Regions from separate parts of the Homo sapiens genome. Here region 2 is linked to region 1. A link is an interaction called in ENCODE POLR2A ChIA-PET data of the cell type or tissue named here. Cell type or tissue: GM12878. All regions are shown on one strand. Links, peaks and the distances in the headings refer to the core of each region. The heading gives the core; the rest is flanking DNA. Region 1 overlaps GOLPH3L (golgi phosphoprotein 3 like). Region 2 overlaps SETDB1 (SET domain bifurcated histone lysine methyltransferase 1).

What was found. Peaks named below come from ENCODE experiments on the same cell type or tissue, not always from the same donor. Only the 100,000 strongest peaks of a DNase experiment are listed, where the experiment ranks them.
Region 2: POLR2A ChIA-PET joins it to region 1 with 5 read pairs; 2 of 35 experiments call an interaction of 5 or more read pairs at or near these places.

Annotation. Positions count from the first base shown.
Region 1 is chr1:150,681,611-150,685,826 of GRCh38, forward strand. All of the region lies in intron 2 of GOLPH3L (golgi phosphoprotein 3 like), which reads right to left. Among named protein-coding and RNA genes, the nearest start is that of GOLPH3L, 13 kb to the right of the region's middle. In GM12878, for the core only: no CTCF peak of the experiment used is centred there; a DNase peak (open chromatin) is centred at 2,521.
Region 2 is chr1:150,948,593-150,953,115 of GRCh38, forward strand. It overlaps SETDB1 (SET domain bifurcated histone lysine methyltransferase 1), which reads left to right. Exons shown (of 22, transcript NM_001366418.1): 11 at 530-686; 12 at 775-933; 13 at 1,866-2,498; 14 at 2,773-2,889. Among named protein-coding and RNA genes, the nearest start is that of CERS2, 24 kb to the right of the region's middle. RefSeq lists an enhancer at 1,372-1,516 and a cis regulatory region at 1,444. In GM12878, for the core only: no CTCF peak of the experiment used is centred there; no DNase peak of the experiment used is centred there.

The DNA of each region.
Region 1 (4,216 bases), core at 217-4,216:
TAAAGTTAATAATAATATACATTTATTCAATGGAATCCTATGAAACCATTAAAAATAATGGGGTATGTTTATATTTATTGGCATAAAATATGTCCACATTATAATACTTGGAAAAAGAAGGCTACAAAATGATATGTCTGATTATAATCAATTTTTTGGTAATTATGCATCTGTGGCTGGGCATGGTGGCTCACACCTGTAATCCTAGCACTTTGGGAGGCTGAGGCAGGTGGATCACCTGAGGCCATGAATTCAAGACCAGCCTGGCCAACGTGGCAAAGCCCTGTCTCTACTAAAAATACAAAAATTAGCTGGGTATGTGGCAGGCGCCTGTAATCCCATCTACTCTGGTAACTGAGGCATGAGAATTGCTTGAACTTGGGAGGTGGAGCTTTCAGTGAGCTGCAGGTACCACGGCACTCCAGCCTGAGTGACAGAGGAGACAATGTCTCAAAGAAAAAAAAAAATGATGCATCTGTGTATACATATATATGCACTGAAAACAGTCTATAAGGATATATATTACAATTTTAACAGTAGTTATCTTTGGGAAGCAAGATTATAGGTGGTTTTTATTTTCTTCTTTACACCTTTAAAAAAAGGTATAATTTACATAGAGTGAAATGCATAGATGTTAAGTTCAGTGAGTTTTGACAAAAGCATATATCCATGTTATCTCACACCCCAAGCAAGATCTGCAACACTTCTATCATCCCAGTAAGTGTTCTCATGGAGGGCCAGGAGCGGTGGCTCACACCTGTAATCCCAGCACTTTGGGAGGCTGAGGCAGGTAGATCACTTGAGTCTAGGAGTTTGAGACCAGCCTGGGCAACATGGCAAAATCCCAGCTCTATAAAAATTACAAAGAATTAGCTGGGCGTGGTGGCCTGCACCTGTAGTTCCAGCTACTTGGGAAGCTGAGGCAGGGGGATCACCTGCTCCTGGGGAAGGTGAGGCTTCAGTGAGCCCTGATAGTGCCACTGCACTCCAGTCTTGGTGACAGACTCTTTCTCAAAAAAAAAAAAAAAAAAAAAAAAAAAAAGTGTTCTCATGTAGATCTCTGTCTGAATTTCTTAGGGTAAATGTATTTCACTTTTAAAGTATCAAAAAGTAATAAAATTACTTTTATATCTTAGACAAATTTTAAAAACTAACTAAAAAAGAAAACAAATAAAAAAGAGAATACAGTAACCTCAAACCCTTTGATTCAGTATTTTTTTCTATTTGCCATTCCTACCTTAAACTTCTTGGACAACTGTGAATAGGTAAGGTCAAACAGAGAAAATAAAGAATAACTGGCACGGACTTTCTTCCTTTTCCATGTTCCTATAGCATTTTTTTGGTACCTTTCTCCTAGTACTTACATACTGTGTCTAGCTGTATGGTTACTGCATAAATATCTTTTCTCCTCTATCAAATCCCTATGCTTCTGTAGGAAGATAAGCGCATCTTACTTACTTTTATATTTTCCTTACTTTTCTCAGTGCCTTGCATCAAGGAGGTACTCAAGGCCGGGTGCAGTGGCTCATGCCTATAGTCCCAGCACTTTGGGAGGCCGAGGCAGGCAGATCACATGAGGTCAGGAGTTCATGACCTGCCCAGGCAACATGGCGAAACCCCATCGCTATTAAAAATACAAAAATTGGCCTGGAGCGGTGGCTCACGCCTGTAATCCCAGCACTTTGGAAGGCCGAGGCGGGCGGATCACGAGGTCAGGAGATCGAGACCATCCTGGCCAACATGGTGAAACCCCGTCTCTACTAAAAATACAAAAAATTAGCTGGGCGTGGTGGTGGGCGCCTGTAGTCGCAGCTACCCGGGAGGCTGAGGCAGGAGAATGGCGTGAACCCGGGAGGCGGAGCTTGCAGTGAGCCGAGATCGCGCCACTGCACTCCAGCCTGGGCGACAGAGACTCTGTCTCAAAAAAAAAAAAAAAAAAAAAATTAGCTGGGCTTGGTGGTGGGAGCCTGTAATCCCAGCTACTCGGGAGGCTGAGGTACCAGAAGTACTTGAACCCAGGAGGCGGAAGCAGCGAGCCAAGATCACGCTGCTGCACTCCAGCTTGGGTGACAGAGCGAGACTCTCTCTCAAAAAAAAAAAAAAAAAAAAAAAAAAAAAAAAAAGAGAGATACTCAATAAATGTTGGCTCACTTGAGCTGGAGAAAAAAAATCACATCATTAGACAATTTAATGATACTTCCTGAGAGTGAGCTGTCCTTCAGGCGGATGTACATAAATAAATATGCAATTATCTTCATAACCTATTTTTTCTAAAACCTTTCTAAATCATTGTTATGAGCTGAATTGTGTCCCCTCAAATTTCATATGTTGAAGTTATAACCCCCATTACCTCAGAATACATCTGTCTTTGAAGATAGGGCTTTTAGAAGAGGTGATTAAGTTAAAATGAGGGTGTTATAGTGGGCCCTAAACCAATCTGACTGGTGTTCTTTTGAGAGGAGGAAATTTGGACACCTAGAGACGCCAGGAAGGCATTTGCATAGAGGACACAGCAGGAAGTCTGCAGGGCAAGGTGAGAAGTCTCAGAAGAAACCAAACCCATCAATCTTGATCTTGGACTTCTAATCCCTAGAACTGTGAGAAAATTAATTTCTGTCATTTAAGCCACCAAGTCTGTGGTATTTTAGCAGGGCATCTTTAGCAAACTAATATAATCCTACTCTCACAGAAAAATCTAGAAGAGGCTTGTCTAGTCATTTAGTCTTAAGCTTTTTTAATGTTTTATTTATTTTTAGAGACAGGGTCTCACTATGTTGCCTAGGCTCGTTTCAAACTCCTGGGCTCAAGCAATCCTCCTGCCTCAGCCTCCCAAAGTGCTGAGATTAAAGGTGTGAGACATGATGCCCAGCCTTGGTTTTAAGCTTTAAGATGCAAGAAAAAATAACTATTTGCTTACTCATATTTATCTCTTTTTAGTATAATAGTGTCTCCCTCCTTCCATAAGGAACATGTGTGACATGGGTTCTAATCTATAGCTGAAGAGTGAACTGACAAGAAAAATAATGACTATTTGTACACTAGACCTTCTGATGTGATTATTTTAATTTTTTTTTTGGAGAGAGTTTCACTCTTGCTGCCCAGACTGTAGTGCAATGGTGCGATCTCAGCTCACTGCAAACTCCGCCTCCTGGGTTTAAGCAATTCTCCTGCCTCAGCCTCCCAAGTAGCTGGGATTACGGGCATGCACTACCACGCCCAGCTAATTTTTGTATTATTAGTAGAGATGGGGTTTCACCATGTTGGCCAGGCTGGTCTCAAATTCCTGACCTCAGGTGATCCACCCGCCTCGGCCTCCCAAAGTGCTGGGATTACAGGTGTGAGCCACCATGCCCAGCGATAATATGATAATTATAATTAAATATTATTTACTTATTCGTTAAACATATCTTCCTTTTGCCAGTTGGGTTATTCAAACTTCTTACTTGGACTTGTTGCCCTTTATGACTAGAATATCTTGTTTCAAAAAGGAGAAGAGAAAAATAATGTATAGAATTTTCCTATTTCCTCCTTAATATTTGAGGCAATGGAATGGAAAATTTGAAGTAAAAATAAAACTAATAAAATCATTCAGAATTCCTTACAGTAGTATTTTCCCTTTTTCTGACATTATTGATGCCTAGTTAATGTTTTTTATAGGATCCCAAAATCTTTTTCCAGGAGTGAGCTTTGCTGGGGTATTAAACATTTGAACAAGAAAGATATGGATAAGACCTGAAAAATAACTCATATGCCAAATATTATTGTGAAACATAATAATCTTTTATCTTAATAGGAGGCATAAATTAAAATCCATATGAATCTGGCCAGATGCAGTGGCTTATGCCTGTAATCCCAGCACTTTGGGAGGCTGAAGCAGGTGGATCACTTGAGGTCAGGAGTTTGAGACTAGCCTGGCCAATATGGTGAAACCCTGTCTCTACTAAAAATAAAAAATTAGCCAGGCGTGGTGGCATGCACCTTATAGTCCCAGCTACTCAGGAGGCTGAGGCAAGAGAATTGCTTGAACCCACGAGGTGGAGGTTGCAGTGGGTTGAGATCGCACCGCTGCACTCTAGCCTGGGCAACAGAATGAGAGTCCATCTCAAAAAATAAAAATAAAAATATAAAAAATAAAATCCATAAGAATCTATTCAAGGAGGTGAAATTATTTGGGTCACACTAAACAGTTAACGATCCTGAACAATTCTCTTTATTT
Region 2 (4,523 bases), core at 227-4,226, 270 kb after region 1:
TTGTGAATAAACTTGCTTTCACTTTAATAAAAGAAAAAGTATTATCTAAGTCAAAAAACAATGTATGCCAGCGTCCATGCCAGTCAATAATGGGAACTGAGAGTCTAAGCACTTACTCAAAATGTGTCCATTGCTGCTTTTTTTTTTTGAGACGAAGTCTTGTTCTGTTGCCCAGGCTGGAGTACAGTGATGTGATCTCGGCTCACTGCAACCTCCACCTCCTGGTTTCAAGTGATTGTCCTGCGCCTTCCGAGCAGCTGGAATTACAGATGTGCACCACCATGCCCATCTAATTTTTGTATTTTTAGTAGAGACGGGGTTTCACCATGTTGGCCAGGCTGGTCTCAAACTCATGACCTCAAGCAACCTGCCCACTTCGGCCTCCCAAACTGCTGGGATTACAGGCAAGAGCCACTGCGCCCAGCCATTGCTTCCTTTTTATATTGTATAAGTTAAGGATCAGATGTGTGACTGAATACAAGCGTCATAGCTATCATCTTCTCAGTGCTCAATTTCCTTTTTCCTATAGGTGCTGTGAGGAGCAAAGGCCCTGTTGTCCAGTACACACAGGATCTGACCGGTACTGGAACCCAGTTCAAGCCAGTGGAACCCCCACAGCCTACAGCTCCACCTGCCCCACCTTTCCCACCTGCTCCACCTCTATCCCCCCAAGCAGGTGACAGTGAGTGAGTGTTATTCTTTCTTTTTCTTCAGTTTCTTTCATATTATATTTTCCACATCCCTTACTATATGCCCTCTTCTCTAATCTCCTAGAAGCTTGGAAAGCCAGCTTGCCCAGTCACGGAAGCAGGTAGCCAAAAAGAGCACGTCCTTTCGACCAGGATCTGTGGGCTCTGGTCATTCCTCCCCTACATCTCCTGCACTCAGTGAAAATGTCTCTGGTGGGAAACCTGGGATCAACCAGACATATAGGTGAGAAAATCTGAGGCTCTCTGTAGGCAGGATAGCAATGAGTGGTCACTGTGTAGGGGAAGGTTCCTTGGCTGTAAGCGAAGGGCTTAGTTTAAGCTTATGATAGTGAGGAGTTTGGACTTGAAAAGGAAGCTTTACCCATAGAAGTTCCTAAGAAATAGAAAGTAAGAATAATTGAATTGGAAGCTGGGTGCTTGGAAATATGGTATCATCTGAAAGCCATTTGTTAAAACTTCTTGTTGAACATGGTGCCATCATTGCTAAAATAGAAAGGAAACACCACAGCCTCTTTCCTTGGAGTTAGTAAGGACATTTTTAGAACACGCAGCAGACCAAAAAAACATTGGTAGAAGACTGGATTCTACTTCCATAATTCACAGGCAAATACATTTTAGGAAAAGGTATACTGTTGAAATAGAGATGTTAGGCCGGGCGCGGTGGCTCATGCCTGTAATCCCAGCACTTTGGGAGGCCGAGGCGGGTGGATCACCTGAGGTCGGGAGTTCGAGACCAGCCTGGCCAACATGGAGAAACCCTGTCTCTACTAAAAAATACAAAATTAGCCAGGCGTGGTGGCGCATGCCTGTAATCCCAGCTACTCAGGACGCTGAGGCAGGAGAATCGCTTGAACCCAGGAGGCAGAGGTTGTGGTGAGCCAAGATCGTGCCATTGTACTCCAGCCTAGGCAAAAAGAGCGAAACTTGTCTCAAAAAAAAAAAGAGAAATAGAGATGTTATCAGTCAGTGAAGAGTAACCAGGGAGTTTCATTGTCCAGGTTTGGTAGGGCAAGGGAAGATCTTTCTTGAATCATCTTTAGCTTCAGGAGCACAGCTGTTTGAAAGATGAGAGAAATGGCTTAGCTACCTGGAGGGTTAATTATAAAACAGAGGTCCTGTTGCCTTCCGATCTGATCACTTGCATCTCATTTGCAGATCACCTTTAGGCTCCACAGCCTCTGCCCCAGCACCCTCAGCACTCCCGGCCCCTCCAGCACCCCCAGTCTTCCATGGCATGCTGGAGCGGGCCCCAGCAGAGCCCTCCTACCGTGCTCCCATGGAGAAGCTTTTCTACTTACCTCATGTCTGCAGCTATACCTGTCTGTCTCGAGTCAGACCTATGAGGAATGAGCAGTACCGGGGCAAGAACCCTCTGCTGGTCCCGTTACTATATGACTTCCGGCGGATGACAGCCCGGCGTCGAGTTAACCGCAAGATGGGCTTTCATGTTATCTATAAGACACCTTGTGGTCTCTGCCTTCGGACAATGCAGGAGATAGAACGCTACCTTTTCGAGACTGGCTGTGACTTCCTCTTCCTGGAGATGTTCTGTTTGGATCCATATGTTCTTGTGGACCGAAAGTTTCAGCCCTATAAGCCTTTTTACTATATTTTGGACATCACTTATGGGAAGGAAGATGTTCCCCTATCCTGTGTCAATGAGATTGACACAACCCCTCCACCCCAGGTGGCCTACAGCAAGGAACGTATCCCGGGCAAGGGTGTTTTCATTAACACAGGCCCTGAATTTCTGGTTGGCTGTGACTGCAAGGATGGGTGTCGGGACAAGTGAGTTGGTGGGGGGAATTGCTGCCCCTGCTTCCAACTTTGTTATGGTGTCTGTTTCACCTCTTCCTTTGCCTTGTATCTGTACTGCTTTCCCCATCTTCCTTTACCTCCTCCCTCACCTGGAACTCCTGCTATAAGGCCTCCATGAAAGCTATGAGGTAGGGAGGCTGGAGTCTGACATGGCCACACTGAGCAACCTTGGGTACATGTGTATTGTGTTATTTTTGTTCTCTGATCCCCCCGCTCCTTTCCTTTATTTCCCTCTGTCATATAGGTCCAAGTGTGCCTGCCATCAACTAACTATCCAGGCTACAGCCTGTACCCCAGGAGGCCAAATCAACCCTAACTCTGGCTACCAGTACAAGAGACTAGAAGAGTGTCTACCCACAGGGTAAGTGGTCAAGGAATGGCACAGTACCTCAGAGAGACTGAGGAGCATGTTCTTGTTTTTCTGTGCTTATAGAAATCATCAGAAATCTAAAAATTGGAACCAAAAATAGAATACCAGATGAGGCATTTTATTAATTAGATCTTATTTCATGACTTCCAAAACACATTTTTTTTCTTGGACCTTCCTTGAAATGAAGACATAGAATGATTGAATAGTATCTAGCAATTTTCTGTTGCAAAAAAAGATTATCTTAATTTCATAGCTAAATGAATGTCTTAACAGATTGTGATTTACACTTGTAAGTGAAATGTGTTCAGAGAGGAGAAGTAGGCAGGGACCTGATTACATAGGGCTTTGTAAATCAGAATGAAAAAAGTTAGAATCAGGCTGGCACAGTGGCTCACACCTGTAATCCCAGCACTTTCGGAGGCCAAGGTGGGTGGATCACCTGAGGTCAGGAGTTTGAGACCAGCCTGGCCAACCTGGTGAAACCCTGTCTCTACTAAAAATACAAAAATTAGCCGGGGGTGGTGGCGGGTGCCTGCAGTCCCAACTACTTGGGAGGCTGAGGCAGGAGAATCGCTTGAATCCAGGAGGCAGAGGTTGCAGTGAGCCAAGATCATGCCACTGCACTTCAGCCTGGGTGACAAGAGCGAGACTCTGCCTTAAAAAAAAAAAAAGAAAAGTTAGAATCAAATTCATGGTGCTCTTACAGGATTTTAAGCTGCCAAGTGATGTGACCTGCCTTTTTCAGATTACTCTGGCTTCTTTGTAGATCATAGGTCTTAGGATGGCAAAAGTAGATTTTGGAAGACCAATTAGGAGATCGTTATAGGAGTACAGCAGAGAGAGACATTGTTGCAGCTATGACTTGCAATAGAATGGAGGTGATAGTAGAGGTAAGAAGGATAGATTTGGGCTGTATTAATAGGTAGAGCTACAGAATTGGATAGATTATGGAGTGGGGGGAAAGAGTAGAATCAAGGACAATTCCTAAATTTTTGGCTTGAGCATCTTAGTGGTTGTTGGTGCTTTTTACTGAGATGGAAGACCGAAGGAGTAGTAGGTTTGAGTGAAATTCAGTTTTTGTTTTGGCCATGTTAAGTTTGAAATGCCGCCGGGCGCAGTGGCTCACGCCTGTAATCCCAGCACTTTGGGAGGCTGAGGCGGGCGGATCACCTGAGGTCGGGAGTTCAAGACCAGCCTTGACCAACATGGAGAAATCCCGTCTCTACTAAAAATACAAAAAAAAAAAATTAGCCGGGCATGGTGGCGCATGCCTGTAATCTCAGCTACTCGGGAGGCTGAGGCAGGAGAATTGCTTGAATCTGGGAGGCGGAGGTTGTGGTGAGCTAAGATCGCACCATTGCACTCCAGCCTGGGCAACAAGAGCGAAACTCAGTCTCAGAAAACAAAACAAAACAAAAAGTTTGAAATGCCTGTCAGGCAATCCAAGTAGAAATGTCAAGAAGACACTGGGATTTCTGGAGAGAGTGGGATATAAAAATTTAGGAATCATCAGCACAGGAGTATTTAAAGCCTGAATAAGTTCACCTAGAGACAATGTTGATAATAGAGAAGGCGGCTCAGGAGTAAGCCCTGGGTGCCCCAACATTTAAAGGTTGAGCAGAGGA